Linked DNA regions of Homo sapiens: region 1 is linked to region 2. The links are chromatin contacts, found by Hi-C in ENCODE. All regions are on one chromosome and are shown on one strand. The core of a region is the stretch at or near the end of the contact, and the rest is flanking DNA. Distances in the headings are between cores, read along the strand shown. Region 1 overlaps CRYZL2P-SEC16B (CRYZL2P-SEC16B readthrough). Region 2 has its middle 120 kb from the start of LINC01741.

What was found. A loop is a pair of places that touch in the nucleus more often than their neighbours do.
Region 1: a loop to region 2 is called in a map of Calu3, with 4 times the contacts of the local background. The contact joins two enhancer-like sites. A Hi-C loop is called at or near these places in 2 of 168 maps with a recorded cell type or tissue (Calu3 and heart left ventricle).

What each region holds. Positions count from the first base shown.
Region 1 is chr1:177,925,500-177,933,174 of GRCh38, reverse strand. CRYZL2P-SEC16B (CRYZL2P-SEC16B readthrough) reads left to right here. Exons shown (of 32, transcript NM_001356506.2): 29 at 366-477; 30 at 606-685; 31 at 2,532-2,630; 32 at 3,246-4,387. The coding sequence ends at 3,317. It overlaps SEC16B (SEC16 homolog B, endoplasmic reticulum export factor), which reads left to right. Exons shown (of 26, transcript NM_033127.4): 23 at 369-477; 24 at 606-685; 25 at 2,532-2,630; 26 at 3,246-4,387. The coding sequence ends at 3,317. Among named protein-coding and RNA genes, the nearest start is that of SEC16B, 41 kb to the left of the region's middle. Within about 2 kb of position 6,039, at least 4 of the 41 ENCODE cell types and tissues checked have a DNase peak (open chromatin) inside an H3K27ac peak, as active enhancers do.
Region 2 is chr1:177,579,819-177,587,353 of GRCh38, reverse strand. No RefSeq gene overlaps it. Among named protein-coding and RNA genes, the nearest start is that of LINC01741, 120 kb to the left of the region's middle. Within about 2 kb of position 1,698, at least 3 of the 41 ENCODE cell types and tissues checked have a DNase peak (open chromatin) inside an H3K27ac peak, as active enhancers do.

The sequences.
Region 1 (7,675 bases), core at 4,790-7,289, 340 kb before region 2:
GTCTTTCAGAGGGAGCTGCCTCAGCACCTAGGAGCTCTCAGAGCTGGCACCTGAGTCTACCCCAGGCCACATGAGACAGAGGTTTTGTGATGGGATATGGTGGGAAATGAATGGGTCCTGTGAGGGCAAAGGCAGATTAAAAAAGCTTTAAAAAGTTTGGATGAAGAAATGTAACTTTAGAGGGTCAGCAGTAGGGAGCTAGTGTGGATTGTTGAGCAGAAGAGTGGGATGAGGAGGGGGGTTTTGGGGAGTGCCCAGCAGCAGTTTGTGGCAAGGCCGCCATCGTGAGTGTGGGAACACAAATTGGCGGGCATCAATTTGTTAACTGCCAATGTTGCCAATGCTGCCTTTCTTTCTCCACAAAGCAGGAGACCCCCAGAGCATCTTCTCCCCACCAGGCTGGCCTGGGCCTCTCACTGACACCTTCCCCTGAGTCCCCACCTCTGCCGGATGTTAGTGCCTTCTCCAGGGGCAGAGGTACCGTCACCTCACGTCCTCTGGGCCATGGGTGGTCCCCTCAGCACTCCCAAGGGTTGGGGTGCCTTCTGGGAGTGGGGACCCCCAGTCCTGAGCAGAGGAAACAGCTCTGCCTCATTACTTTCCAGGTGGGGGTGAAGGCCGAGGATCCGCATCCAGCGGGGGAGCAGCTGCGGGCGCTGGGGTTGGAGGCTTGTCTGGACCAGAGGTAAGCGGCCCCCCTGGGCTGGAGCCTCGGACCCCAGCAGATGCCTGTGTGTGAGGACTGAACCTTCAGTGTGGGCAGTGCTGACTCCTGGCGAACCTGAAGAATGCTTCTCTGCTGTGTTAGTTTGCTCAGGCTGTCATAACAAAGTACCACAGAACAGAGGCTCAGACCACAGAAACCGAATTTCTCACAGTTCTCCAGGCTGAAAGCTGAGGTCCAGGTTTCAGCAGGGTTGTGTCTTTTGAGACCTCTTTCCTTGGCTTGTGCCCGGCCATCTTCTTTCCACGTCTTCACATGGCCTTTCCTCTGAGCGTGTCTGTGTTCAGATTTCTTCCTCTTATAGGGACATCAGTCATACTGGAATGGGCTACCAATATGACCTCCATTTATGTTAATTGCCTCTTTAAAGACCCCATCTCCAAATGTTGTATTTTTATGTTTCTCCAAACATATGTTTTCTGAGGTACTGGGGGTTAGGGCTTCAACACGTGATTTTTTTTTTTTCTGGGAACACAGTTCAACCTATAACAGCTTCCTCGGGGGAAGCCTGGGGACTTGCCTTTTTCCCTGTCCCAGGAGGAGGTGGAGTTCACTGGAGACCTTGGCCAGGGCTGTGACAAATTCTTGATGAGTTGTCCACATCAGTATGGATTTCATATCTATTGCTAGGAAAACATTTTTATTTCTTTAAGTCTGGTTAGATAACTCTTGTAGAGTTTTAGGCCTTTTGAAGGCTATATTACTTTTTATGATGGTATCAATATAATTTATTGAGGCTTTTTCTTCTTGTCAGTATTGCCACTCCAGACCCAGGGGTTGGTTGTTTCCACTTGAACCATGTTTGCTTGCTTGAGATTCCCTGAGTTCTATTAAGAAACCCTTCTGATATGGTTCTCTTTGAAAACATTTCAGTAGCTTTTGGGGCACAAGTGGTTTTTGGTTAATAGATGAATTATATAGTGGTGAATTCTGACATTTTAGTGCACCCACCAGCCAAGTAGTGTTGGCGTGGATGTGGGTTGTACCTAATATGTAGTTTTTTTTATCCCTGACCCTCCTCCCACCCTTCCTCTTCTGAATCTCTAAAGTCCATTATGTCACTCTGTGTGTCTTCACATACTCATAGCTCCCCACTTATAAGTGAGAACATATGGTTTTCGGTTTTCCACTCCTGTGTACTTCACTTAGAATAATGGACTCCGGCTTCATCCAAGTTGCTGCAAAAGACATTATTTTGTTCATTTTAATGGCTGAGTGTATTCCATCGTATACGTATACCGCATTTTCTTTATGTACTCATTAGTCGATGGGCACTTAGGTTGGTTCCACGTTTTGCAATTGTGAATTGTGCTGCTATAAACATACTTGTGCAAGTGTATTTTTCAAGTAATGACTTCTTTCCTTTTGGGCCGATACCCAGTAGTGGGATTGCTGGATCAAATGGTAGTTCTACTTTTAGCTCTTTAAGGAATCTTCATACTGTTTTTCATAGAGGTTGTACTAATTTACATTCCCACCAGCGGTGTATAAGTGTCCCCTTTTGCCAACATCTATTATTTTTTGACATTTTAGTTATGGTCATTTTTGCAGGAGTAAGATGGTATCTCATTGTGGCTTTAATTTGCATTTCCCTGATGATTATTGATGTTGAACATTTTTTTCATTTGTTTATTGGCCATTTCTTCTTTTGAGAAATGCATATTCATGTCCTTTGGAGAGTCGATAAGGAACTTAAAGAAATCACTGAGAAAAAAACAAATAATCCTGATATGCTTCTTGAAGGCCTCGACATTCTGGAATCTGGGAGGCAGGCACTGATGGGATTTTCCATGCTTTTCCATCACAGAGTGTTTCCTTTGAGCTCTGCTCCAACCCTGGTGTTCTTCTTCCTCCACCTGCCTTAAAAGGGGCTGTTCCTCTTTACAACCCATCTCAGGTGCCTCAGGTAAGGAAGCCCTCAGGGGGAGGGGCTGGCCAGGAGTACAGGTTTTGGATTAAGGAGACCTAGGTTTATCATCCCAGTTTACCATTTATGATATGTGAGTTCTTGAGCAATTATTTAGCCTCTCCAAGTCTCAGTTTCTGCATCTGTAAAGTGGGATTAGTAGTAGCTAGCTCAGAGATATGTATATGAAGGGCCTGGAACCCAGAAAATGGTCAATAAATGTAGTTACTATTAATATCATGTTTAAATTTTAATAGCTCTTGAGATGTGGGAGACACAGTTGGTGTTGGTATCAGTAGTGTGGGTGCAGTGTCACTCTGTCCTGGGGATGAAGGGATCATTGGAAACTTTGAGAGAAGCTAAGTTCCCTGTTCCTCAGCAATCTGGGTAGACTTAGCTCTGCTAATGTCTCATTTGGCCTCCTCTCTTTATAAAAATCAAATTTCTTTTACCACAGTTAGGTGAAGGGTTGGGTGGAGGTACGCAATTAGAACACAACCTTGGGAAATGTTCTACACAGAGGCTCAGGGTGCCCTAGCTCCATCTGTCCAATCAACCCCGGGCAGAGTCATGTTTGGGGCTGTACTCAGTGTAATATTTGTTCTTCTTTTCCAGCTGCCCACGGCCACTAGCCTGAATCGGCCAAATCGCCTAGCTCAGCGTCGCTATCCCACCCAGCCATGCTGAGAATAAACACACGTCCCAGGCTCATCTCCCAGGACTGAAACTTTCTTGCTCTCTTTTTCTCAATCTCCCAGCCCCTCTCTACCATATTGGGACCCTCAAGAGGTTTGTGCTAGCCCGATGCCTCCACCGGGCACTTAGAAGGCAAGAGGACAGGATCTCTCAAGACACAGCACAATTCAGTCTCTTAAGATTAGCTTCACAATGATGGAAATTATTTCATCAGGTGGAAAGTCTGGGTCTAATAGCAGACTGCACATGAGCAGAGTGACATGGTGGTGGCACTTATGGTGGTGGCTTGAGAGCCTTGGGGAAATTAGGGCCCTAACAGCTAGAATCAAAGATGATACCGCAGGGCCCTGTAGCAAGAAATGGGAAGCAGGGGGAGGGGCAGGGGCTCAGAACAATATTCTAGACCAACTTTGACTACTTCCTGTCTTAGTAATAGACCAATACATGGCTCTATTTAGCAAAGTTTTTATACTGAAACTTGATTATTGCTGCCCTTTATAATTTCCTCTTCAATGATATTTCAGCAGTTTCCCTCTTGGTCCTAGTTTTGTGCACATTTTTTTGAATGTGGTTCAGATTAATTATATTTCTCTCACTTTCTTAGCTGGTCCTATTTTTTCACATTCTGGCATGTGGCTATCAAGTTAGATTGCTGTAGGCATCATATTGTCATGGTAACTACTGAACCTAATGATGCAGATGGATGGCACATCAGTATAATAAATGATGGAAAACGGTTCCTAAAAATTCATCCCTTTCATAAGAGGGGAAGAATGAGTGCCTGATATTGTTAATACCTCCCTTTCTACCTCAGGCCTTTGCAAATTGATGTTCAGAGGGTCACTGGAGTGAGAGGGAGGAGGGGGGCGTCTTGGAAATTTCCATTTCTCTTTTCAAACCCAAAATAGGAATGACTCTTGCTGTTTGTCAGATTTGCTGAAAATTGCTCCTCACAAAGAACATTTTTTTTTGTACATGTAATTGTAAATACAGGTTTAGTACGTTAATGTTCTATAGTTCTGATATTGATAATAATTAAACCCAGATAATTTTATAGCAAATGCTTGTCTCTGGCTGATTTTTACAGAGGAAGAAAGTACATTGGTGGTCTCTTCCCTGAAGTCTTTCTAATAATGGTTTTATTGTGTGATCAAGTGTGAATAGCTGGAAAGAGCCCTTTGTTAATGAGGAATCTAGGGACAGATCCTCTTAACTTCTAAGTCTACTCTAATTTTATTATTTTTCCAATTTAAAAAATATGAACAAAAAGCTCCTCTGATGCAAGTCAGTCACTTTACTAACTGAACTAAGTGTTGTATATTTTGTTCCATAAAAAGTTGTTTTTAACCTCTTAGATTAAATTAGAAAATGTATGCATAAATGTTTTGCACCTGGAAGGCCCTCAGTAAATGCTGTTCCGCTTTTTTCCTTAAAAGGCTGCTGCTCCTTCAATTTGGTATGCTGACATCCAGTGGTGGTGCTGTGGCATTAGTGTGTGAGTTTCACAGGAGCCACACTGCTTAGTCTTGCATCCTGGCTCATCCGTAGCTCACCCTGTAACTTTGGGCAAGGTTACCTCACTGTCTTGTATTTCAGTTTTCTCATCTATAAAATTAAGATGATAATAATCATAGTACCTGCCCTACAGGGACATTGCAAAAATTAAATGAGTTAGGCCCTTAGAAATGGGCCTGGTATATGCTAGGTACAGTTGGCCCTTGAACAAAATGAGTTTGAACTGTGTGGGTCCACTTATACTTGGATTTTATTCTGCCTCTGCCTGTCCAAGACAGTAAGACCAACCCCTCTTCTTCCTCCTCCGCAGCCTACTGAATGTGAAGACTATGAAGATGAAGACCTTTATGATGATCCACTTTCACTTAATGAAGGGTCAATATATTTTCTCTTTCTTATGATTTTCTTAATCATGTTTTTTCTCTAGCTTACTTTAAGAATACAGTGTATAATACATATAACATATACAATATGTGTTAATTGACTGTTTATATTATCAATAAGGCTTCCAGTCAACAGTGGGCTATCAGCAGCTGAGTTTTTGGGGAGTCAAAAATCATATGTGGATTTTTGACTTTGCAGGGCTCAGTGCCCATCATGTCCACATTGTTCAAAGCTCAACTGTACTTTATTACAGTGTCTTTTATTGTTAATTTGCAATCTAATAAGATCTGGACTGTTTTTTTTGGGCCTACCAGATCTGACTATAGATTTTTTGTTCTTGATACCTGTATAGGACAGGAATGATGATTAAAACATACTTCTCAATATGTGTCATTGCCAAGTCAGTTTCTCTTCCTGCATCCCTTCTAACACCAACATTAGGCCATGAGGCTTTGTGCCCATGGGAGCAATGGCGTAGGGGAGGTCCTGTCCAAGAAATAAAGCACTTTAGGGGAGGAGATTGCAGACCAAAGAGGAAGGCACAGATGTCGGATGCCTGTGTCCTCATGTCCTCCTCCCGTTAAGAGAATTCATGGAATACCAGTGGCTACTGTCATGCTCAACAAAGCAAGCACTGAGTTTAGTTACCTCCCAGGCCAAAGGAATACAGAGCAATGAATATACTTTCTGAAGAGGAAGAGTCAGGGGTTTCTGTGCACTAGGAAGGGAGGAGGTTCTTGGTGTTTATGGTGATTCATAATTGAAAGATTTTACTCTGGCAAAGTCCGAATGTGTCGTTAATCTGTGTATGCTTGGTTAAAACAAGCCCAGTTGCTCATTGGTTAGGAATGTTAGGTCCAGTAAGGGTCTGAGGAACTGGGGTCACTCCCAGTTCTTAGTTGCCCATCTGTGTTCTTTGGGTAGTGGTGGTGGTATTGCTAAAGGTCATGGTTATTTTACAACTTCAACTGGTTAAAATCTGTTGTAGTGAAACAAAGCAAGTGCAGCTGTCAGAAGAAAATATTGTTTTCTCCTTTGATAAGGTGGAGGCTTGGGAAGGAGGCTTGGGAAATAGAGCAGGTTGTGACAGATATACACTGCTATGAAAGGGAGCATACTGGGCTAGTGGCCCTTTCCTCTAGCTCCCCTGGTAATCTTGGGAAGGGAGGCTGCAAGACTTGAGGAGAAGCTGGCTTTGGCTTGGCAGTGTGTCCAATGTGTCTGGGGAGCCATAGCAGCTTGGCTTTGGGGATCTGAGGCAGAGCTCCGAGCTCCCTGAAGCCTGCTGTAGTGTAGACTCTAGCAGAGAATAATTGCATAATGACCCCAAAGGCCAGATGGGACAAGTAGTATCCCAAAAGGCAAAAGGTCAGGAGTGGGCCAGACCAGCCACCAGCAATGAATAGGCCACACTGTGAAGGTCATAGCCCTCTTTTCCATCACCATGAGCTGTTTGGGGAGAGAGAATGAACAGAATTCTCTTTCTCTCTCAAAAAATGAAAGATCAAAAGACATGGTATGAAAGGGAAGAGCCTGAGATAATATTAATTGGCAAGTTTGTTTTTTCACCTGCTTCTTAACAGGATCCAAGCTTGGAGGAAAAATAGATCAGTCATAGGAAATGAGCCACACTTTCCTTGAAAAGCTGAGTAGTAGTGTGCAAATTTATGATTCTGCTATATACATATAATTCAATATTTATATGAAAACATTTAAACTTAATGTTCTATAATTTGAAAGTGAACAAACCACTAAATTCCATTTCAGGGTCTTTATCACATGTTACCATTCCAGCCCTCTGTCTAATCCCCTCATGTGGCTATAGAGCTGTAAATGAGCCGTGAGTCCTCAGTGACCTGTGTGTCCTCTCTGTTCAGCCCTCTCGCAGGCTTCAGGTTGCTCAGGATCAAAGCCTCTGCTAGCTTTGTTTTCCCCTAGAAAGTCTCTTTCTTTTTGGTCTCTTCCTCTGAGTAACCAAGAAGAGGAGCAAGAGACTGCATCTACTTCTTCACTAAAATCAGAAGATTTTCTACCCAAGAGGGAATGTGCAAAACCCTCTTTCTTCTTGAAAAGAATAATAGGTGTGTAATTTGGGTCTCTCCAATCACATGAGTTTCTCTCTCACTTTTTCCCCCAAAGAGTGGAATGGAAGTGACTTTTTCCCTCTTCTGTTTGCTGTCTTAAGCTGAAAATTGCATGAAGCATGATCTGCAAGCAACAGAATGTTAGGTACTTAACTGAGGTTGTCCCTAAATGTGGCCTCAACAACGGCCTGTTTTCATTTCGTTAATTGGCCATACTTATACCAGGCATCATTCATTCGGGTCCTTTAGAAATGGTTTCTTAATGAGATTTAAAGTTATTCTGAACAAGGATTAACAGCATATGAAAATGTTTTCTTTACAATCGCACTAGGTAGAGGAATCTTGTTCCCATACTTTCTTTCTTTT
Region 2 (7,535 bases), core at 449-2,948:
GCTAAAGGACTTGAAATTGATTTTTAAATGATGGGAACCAGATAATGTATTAAGTGGAGCAAACGACAGTATCAGGCCTGCATGGAAAGGAGGGGAGAAGGTGGAGGCAGGTGTCCACGGGGACACGGGCAGGGCCTACTGTTTCACTGCAGCCTCCCAGGTGCTTGCATAGCACAGTGCAGGATGACATCTGGATAGATGCAACCAAATTGATGAAGATGTATTAACTGAGATGGGAAATTTGGAATGAAGAGGAATTGTGAGGATGGGAGCAACGGAAAAATGGGATGAGGATATCATGAATTTCAAATGCATTATGTTGAATTTGAGATGCCTCTGGGACATCAGGATGGATGTATTTAGGAGACAAGTTGTAATATGGGACTGGATTTTCAGAGAGAAGTGCTATCTAGAAATTTATATTTAGAAATTATCAGCATGTAAGAATTGTGCACTGTGGGTATGAGTGAAGGCACTTTTGGAGAGTATTAAGGCTTGTAAAATGCCTTCCTGGAGTTAACTGTCTCATAGACTGATAAGGCAGTTTAGAGTATTGAGTTCCCTTTGTCTAAAGCATCTTTTCTGGTAATATTGAAAAGATCCATTTTATCTCTGACTCAGTGGGATAGAACATCTTGAGATTGTTTTCATGAACTTTAAAGGGAATCTCTGATTCATTCCTTCTTCCTCACTAATACCATTCAGATCAATTCAGTTCAACACTCTGGCCAAGCCTCTAGTACATGAGTCATTATGAGGCATGAACCCTCTCTCCAAGGAATTTCCAACATTTTAGAGAACAGTCAGCAAGAGTGCAAATGACTATAATAGGAGGTAGAATAAAGTAAGTACCAAGTACATTAACAAATGCTACAAACGTATAAAAGATGAAAGAATTAGTTGTTTGCAAAAGTCAGGAAATGCTTCATAGAGAAGGTGGTCTTGAAGAATGAACAGATTTTTGATCAGCAGAGATAACAGAGATTAGTGATAGAAAAAAATAAAATCAAAGTGACAGAGGGGATTAAGTTCAGATAGTTTGTAGGGGAACACTGGAAGGTAAACTCGAGAAGACAGATTAAGGCCTTGAATGCCAGGGTGGAGAGATTGTATTTGATTTCATAGTTCAAAGAGCTCAAGCTCTGTTTCAACAATATTTCAGAGGTCAATACCAGGCCTTCCCCAATTTCAGAACAAATGGGTATTAGAAGGGCTGTGACCCTTTTTCAAGGAGAAAGTTAATTGATTGGTATTACAGAGTTACCATATATGGCCAACCCAAAATTGAAAATCCTCTTCTGAAGACAGATACTGTTTGTTTAGAACTAAGCCACAGCCCAAATTCCCCTTCCCTTAGATTCAGATCTGTATTTTCTTAGCACAAGAGTCCCTTGAGGGGCCTGCTCTTGCTTTTTCTCAGCAGTCATTTGTTATCTTAAATATTGGCATCTTCTAGATAAGAGTTTTCTAAATCACATTTACAGAAGGCTTGTAAACACTCCTCATGTTTGGAACAGGTTTCTTCATTGACCTTGTGCCATTGAAGTGCTTCAAGCTACCTCAGGGCATTAAATTCCCTGAAGCTTTACCATGGAAACATACTCTCAGGTCATAACTCTTTCCTTTGCCTGGGCGTGGGCCTCAAACGTTTATGTGGCTGCTTCAGCTCACATAACCAGTCCAACAGGATTTTCAGTAAAACCTGAGCTGCCATAGAGACACAATATTTCTTTTCCTAATTGCTCATAATTTCATCCTATTTCTTCTAACAGCAATTGAAGATGACATTACACTCCCTTTTATGTCAGTTGATGATGCACAATTCTCTCTTGGAACAGCTAACGACTGTATTTACTAACACATTAAAAAACACTGATGTGTATTCAGGCCAGAGCCATTTTTACACCAGTATTTTATGTGTGTGTCAGATGGTGGAATGTTGAAAAGGGGTTTCACTATTATAATAAGCATCTCCCACTCTTGCAGATAGAATGGCATGTGAATAACTAGATGTCCTGGTTATTCCCTGTTTATACCAACCTCCATGGACATCTACTCTGGCCTCAGATCCATTCTTTGCTCTCCTGCCTTGCTCTGTACTTGGGAGGCTGTCCAGTGTGGACTGCATCACCTGGATTCCTTTGCCTACTGGCCCCCGATTGGGTTTGGCCAGTGGGAGGCACCAGCAAGAAATCAGAGGTTGGGAGAAGAGAAAGATTATGGCATTTCTTTCTTGCTCTCACCCTGCTTTGGTGTGGTGTTTCTGGCAGCCACCACACCTGATGTTGATTATAGCCTTCACTGGGTTCTGATAACACTAATTCCTGCACTTGTCCTTTGCCTTTCTGCCTTGGAAGTGTAGTGGCTTTCATCAGTTGCCAGTTTCTTAGTGCCTCAGCTTCCTCGCCCATCCCTTGGTAGGTAATTCCATCTAGGTCTCTTCACTTGAGCCATTTGGGTGAATTACATTTCCCATTGGGATTCTGTTGGAAACACCAATTACAGTTTCCAAATAAGTTATTTGGCAAATGACCTCTCCGTTTACCTTGTTCATAACTGGCCTGGACCTTTTTTTCACGGTCCTCAAGGGGCTCACTATGGAAATATCACCAGAAGTAATTAATTATAGAAAATTGAAGCTTACTTCCTAAAAATGAGTCTAGAATACTCTACTTTAAATGGAGACACAATATATTGTAGTTTTTATATACATAGCTTATGGGAGCACATAAAATGGCAAAGTTTCAATGTGAATAATGTGTTCACTGGTGGAAAAAAGGTCAGGAGAAGAGGCAGAGTGGATCAGCTCTATGTGATTCAGTGGACTTATAAGTGAGAAAGGAGAAGGTGAGGTAGATAGAACGTTGAAACATATTAAAAACTTGTCCTACATGTACTAGTTTCTCATAAAGAATTGCTGCTACTGATCTGCATGATTTGGATGGGATAGGATGCTATCAATTATATCCAATACCAAGTGCTCTTTTGTAAGAAATGTACAGATTGCTCAGCATGAGGATTTGGGGAATATAGCTCCATTCTCAATTCTACCACTATGAGAGCTTGGCCAAGTCATTGTGCCTCAATTTTACCATAGGCAAGTGGGGATAATTATAACCATTTTAGCTATTTCACATTTTTAGCTATTTGATGGGGCTCATGAGGACCCAGAGCTCAAATGTAAACTATCAAACCCTTTTGCTTGTACAGTGTCCTGTACATAGAGAGTGCTTGATACATATTGTGGACTGGATTTATTTTATCTAGATTGGTTTGGGTATAATTAGCATTTTTAGTGACTGTGATGACATGGACCAAAACACCTGGGTGACTTTTCCTATGGCACCTTCATTTCAATTGGATAACAGATAAATTTGTAGACAGGCTCTCACATTCAGAACAAGGTCTAAGAGTGATGGATGATACCCACTAGGCTTCCATAATGATTAACAGTACAAAATGTGCTGGAATCTCTATTGTGTTCAATGACTCTGTAGAACAAGTAATGAGGCAGTATGCAGAAAACTCTGAATTTGGTAGAAATAATAGCAGGCTTTTAATGAAGAAAAATGAATGTAATTGGGGTCATCTCTTCTTGCCAAAAATGGGAAGAGGGGATATTTAACTGTGAGAAAAAAGATATAAAGTCATTGAAATAACAAACTCTGGCATTGGAAAAATTATCACGAATTGCTTGACTTTGGAAAAGCTTTTTTATTTTAAATAAACAACAACAACAACAACAACAACAACAACAACAAAACCTCTGAGTCTTGCCTCTCCCATTTGTAAAATGGATGTAAAATACCAAGGATATCAAAATATCCTTGCTGAGGATCTATATTATTATGCTTAGTGTCAAGCACAGTGCCTGGCATAGAGAACCTGCTTAATAACAATTATTATTAATGAAAACAATAATCTGCCTACAATTTGCCATTCTTTCCCCAGAGTGTAGAGGATACACTCTGATGAGGTTAGATTATACTATGCTAAATTAACAAACAAACCCTGAATTATTTGTGGCTTTACATGACAAAGTTTTATTCATTGCCCATGTCATAGTCTAACATGGACTAGGTGGCTGTCCTTTAGGAGGTGACTCAGGGATCTGACATTCTTCCATCTTGTAGTTATGCCAGTTGAGATGCGTGGTTTCAAAGGAAAGAGAAGAAAGGGCTGGAAGATACTGGCATGATGCTTTTAAGGGCCAGGACTAGAAGGGGCTCATGTCTCTTCCATCTACCTTTCATTGGTCAAAACTTAGTTGCATGGCCTCTGACCTAATTGCAAGAGAGGCTGAAAAATTTAGCTTTCCTCTGTCCTCAGGAAAATAAAAGTGATATTTCTCTGCCACACGTAACAGGTGAAAGACTTGTCCTAAGAAAATTGATTGTTAAAATAATTCTTTTTTCATCTTTGATGGTTACCTATTTTTTTAAAAAAATTTAGATTCAAGGGGTACATGTGTAGGTTTGTTACATGAATATTTTGTGTGATGCTGGGCTTGAGCTTTTATCAAACCCATCACCCAAATAGTGAACATAGTACCTGATAAGTAGTTTTTCAGTCCTTGTCCCCCTTCCCCCGTCCTCTCTTTTGGAATACCTGGTGTCTATTGTTTCCATCTTTATGTCCATGTGTACCCAATTTTAAGCTCCCACTTATAAGTGAGAAAACGCAGTATTTGGCTTTCTGTTTCTGGTTTAATTTGTTTAGGATAATGGCCCCCAGCTGTATCCATGTTGTTGCAAAGGACATAATTTCATTCTTTTTATGGCTGTGTAGTATTTCATGGTGTGTATATACCACATTTTCTTGATCCCATCCATAACCGATGGGCATTTAGGTTGATTCCAAGCCTTTGCTATTGTGAATAGTGCTGTAATTAACGTGTGAGTTTAGGTGTCTTTTTGATAGAATGCTTTATCTTCCTTTGGGTATATACCTAGTAGTGGGATTTCTAGGTTGAATGGTAATTCTATTTTTAGTTCTTTGAGAAATCCTCCAAATTTTTATATCATAGCATGTCCAGGACCTTGTTTGTAAATTTCTCAGCCTTTGGAAAAGATCAAGCATGTTCTAGTCTGTCATAAATGGTGAAGCTTAAGGGGGCTGAGCCTTAAGCCTCTTTCTGCCCCTGCTCGGGACAAGCAGTGGTAGAGGAAGAAGTAGAAGTTATTGGCCTTGAGGATGGGGAACATGTGATGAGTAGTTGTTTGGCTGCAGGGACCTCCAGGAAGAGCAGTAATGTAAATCTGCTTTGGGCTTTAGTAGATGAAGCAAGAAGTCCATATGATCCTCAGAGATTAGGGAAAAAAATAATCTCTGTGATCTGGGGTTATGATGGCAGGTAAAGGAAGGAAAGCTGTTGGCTCCCTTGTTGAGAATGAACCTGTAGTGACCAGGTACCATCAGTCATGACTAGGAATAAAATATCAGAAAATAGTGATTAGAAAACCCAGGAAGATCCTTCAACTTGGAAAAAAAATAGTTTTGTTTTGTACCTTTTGAAAAAGTATGTTGGCCCAACTATCTTTTATAACTTTTTTTTTTTTTACTACCAATAACATGTACATTTGAGCTATTACTAGTGTAGTACCTAGATTTTCTGTTTGGCCTTTTATCAATGATACATTTTTGTATAAAGTGCATGGAAAATTTGGGCCCTAAACTCATAAGCCTTGCTCACTTCTAACTATGTGTTTATGCTGATTCTCTTTCTTAAACTCCTTATCTATTTAACTACTTTCTTTCTTAAGCCTCTAACTCAAGTACTACCTCTTCCATGAAGCCTTCCTTGGTGATTTTTTCTATAGAGTCTATAGCTAATAAACTGTAACAGCACATATTGTCCACAGGACATTACTGGATGTTTAATCATATATCACCTTGAAACATTTATTGGTTCGTTTCATGTTTATTATTTATTGAGCTTCCATTATGATCATGTCTGGACTCTGTACCCTGAGGCCCAGTGCAAAGCACATAATAGATGGTCCATAAATGCATATCATGTTGAATGTATGCCATGGCCCAGACAAGTTAGGGGTAGAGGCTGTGTAAGAAATGAAAGCATGCCCCAAACAGTTGGGTTTATAAGAATTCAGATTTGGGGATATAGTATTGGGGTCATCTCTGTTGGCTCTTTTCTGCATCATTGAGAGGAGAGATGTCATTCATAGATGCACCATCCTTCTTTTTTTCTGGTAAGTGAAGTGGCAGAGAATTAAGCTGGAATCTAAACAACTCCAGAAACATCCATTTGCCTCTCTCTTATTGGGAGAATGAATCACGCTTGCCTACTTTGTGAGTTTAAGAAAAAAATGTTCTCTATAGACAATTTTTTCTGTGGTGGTTTTATTATTATTCTTGGGATGGCAGGAAATATAAATAGATCTTCACTCTCATAGGAAATAGAGTTTGTGAGGAAACCTAAAGACTGGAGAGAGAGAACTTGTAGGGCAGACTGTTAGTATACCAAACTAGCAGTCCAATGTCCATGGTACTCACTAGGTTTTAAATGCTGTAGCTGACCTGGTGTCAGCCCAGTGTAATCTCACGAACTCACATACTCTCCAGAGCAGCAACTTCCTTTAGACCCTGATCAACACCAGAGGGAACAACTTGACCAGTCATCTGCAAATTCAGATTTATTTACTGTCACTTTGAATAAAAACACAGTATCTTTTGTGTGCCAGGTTGATATGGCTAGGCTTTCTGCCCCCATCCAAATCTCATCTTGAGTTATAATCCCCATGATCCCCAAGTGTCAAGGGAGAGACCACGTGGAGGTAATTGGCTCATGGGGGTGGTTTCCCCATGCTGTTCTCTTGATAGTGAGTGAGTTCTCATGAGATCTGATGGTTTCATAAGTGTTTGGTAGTTCCTTCTGTGTTCATTCCCCTTGCTTCCACCTTTGAAGATGGTGCCTTGCTTCCCCTTCACCTTCTGCCATAATCGTAAGTTTCCTGAGGCCTCCCCAGCCATGTTGTACTGTGAGTTGATAAACCTCTTTCCTTTATAAGTTACCCAGTTTCAGGTAGTTATTTATAGCCGTGTGAAAATGAACTAATACATAGGTACTGGGGAGAGAAAGCTAATTTGAGCCCTAGTGAAAAGTTGTATCAGAGAAAATTAATAAAATCATAGTGTATAGAGTCAGAGCTAAGACTCAGAATACCAGGGCTTTAGATTTTACTTGCTGTGTATTTTGAGCTATCATTTTTTGAACACTTACTATGCATCAGACACTATGCTAAATTTTTGCATGTATTATCTCATTTAATCTGTACAATATTTCTGTTCCCTTCATTTATTCATTCAGCAAATATGCATTGAGCAGCTACTATGTGCCTGGCAACATTCTAGGCCTGGAGAATACAAAAATGTATATTATGGACAACATTCCACTTATCTGGATTTTATAACTTGGCAGCTGAGAAAGCTAATAAGCAAAATAAATATGTAAAATAGACAGCATGTTAGATGATTAGGTATAAGAGAAAACATATGGCAGAGAAGGAGGACAGGGT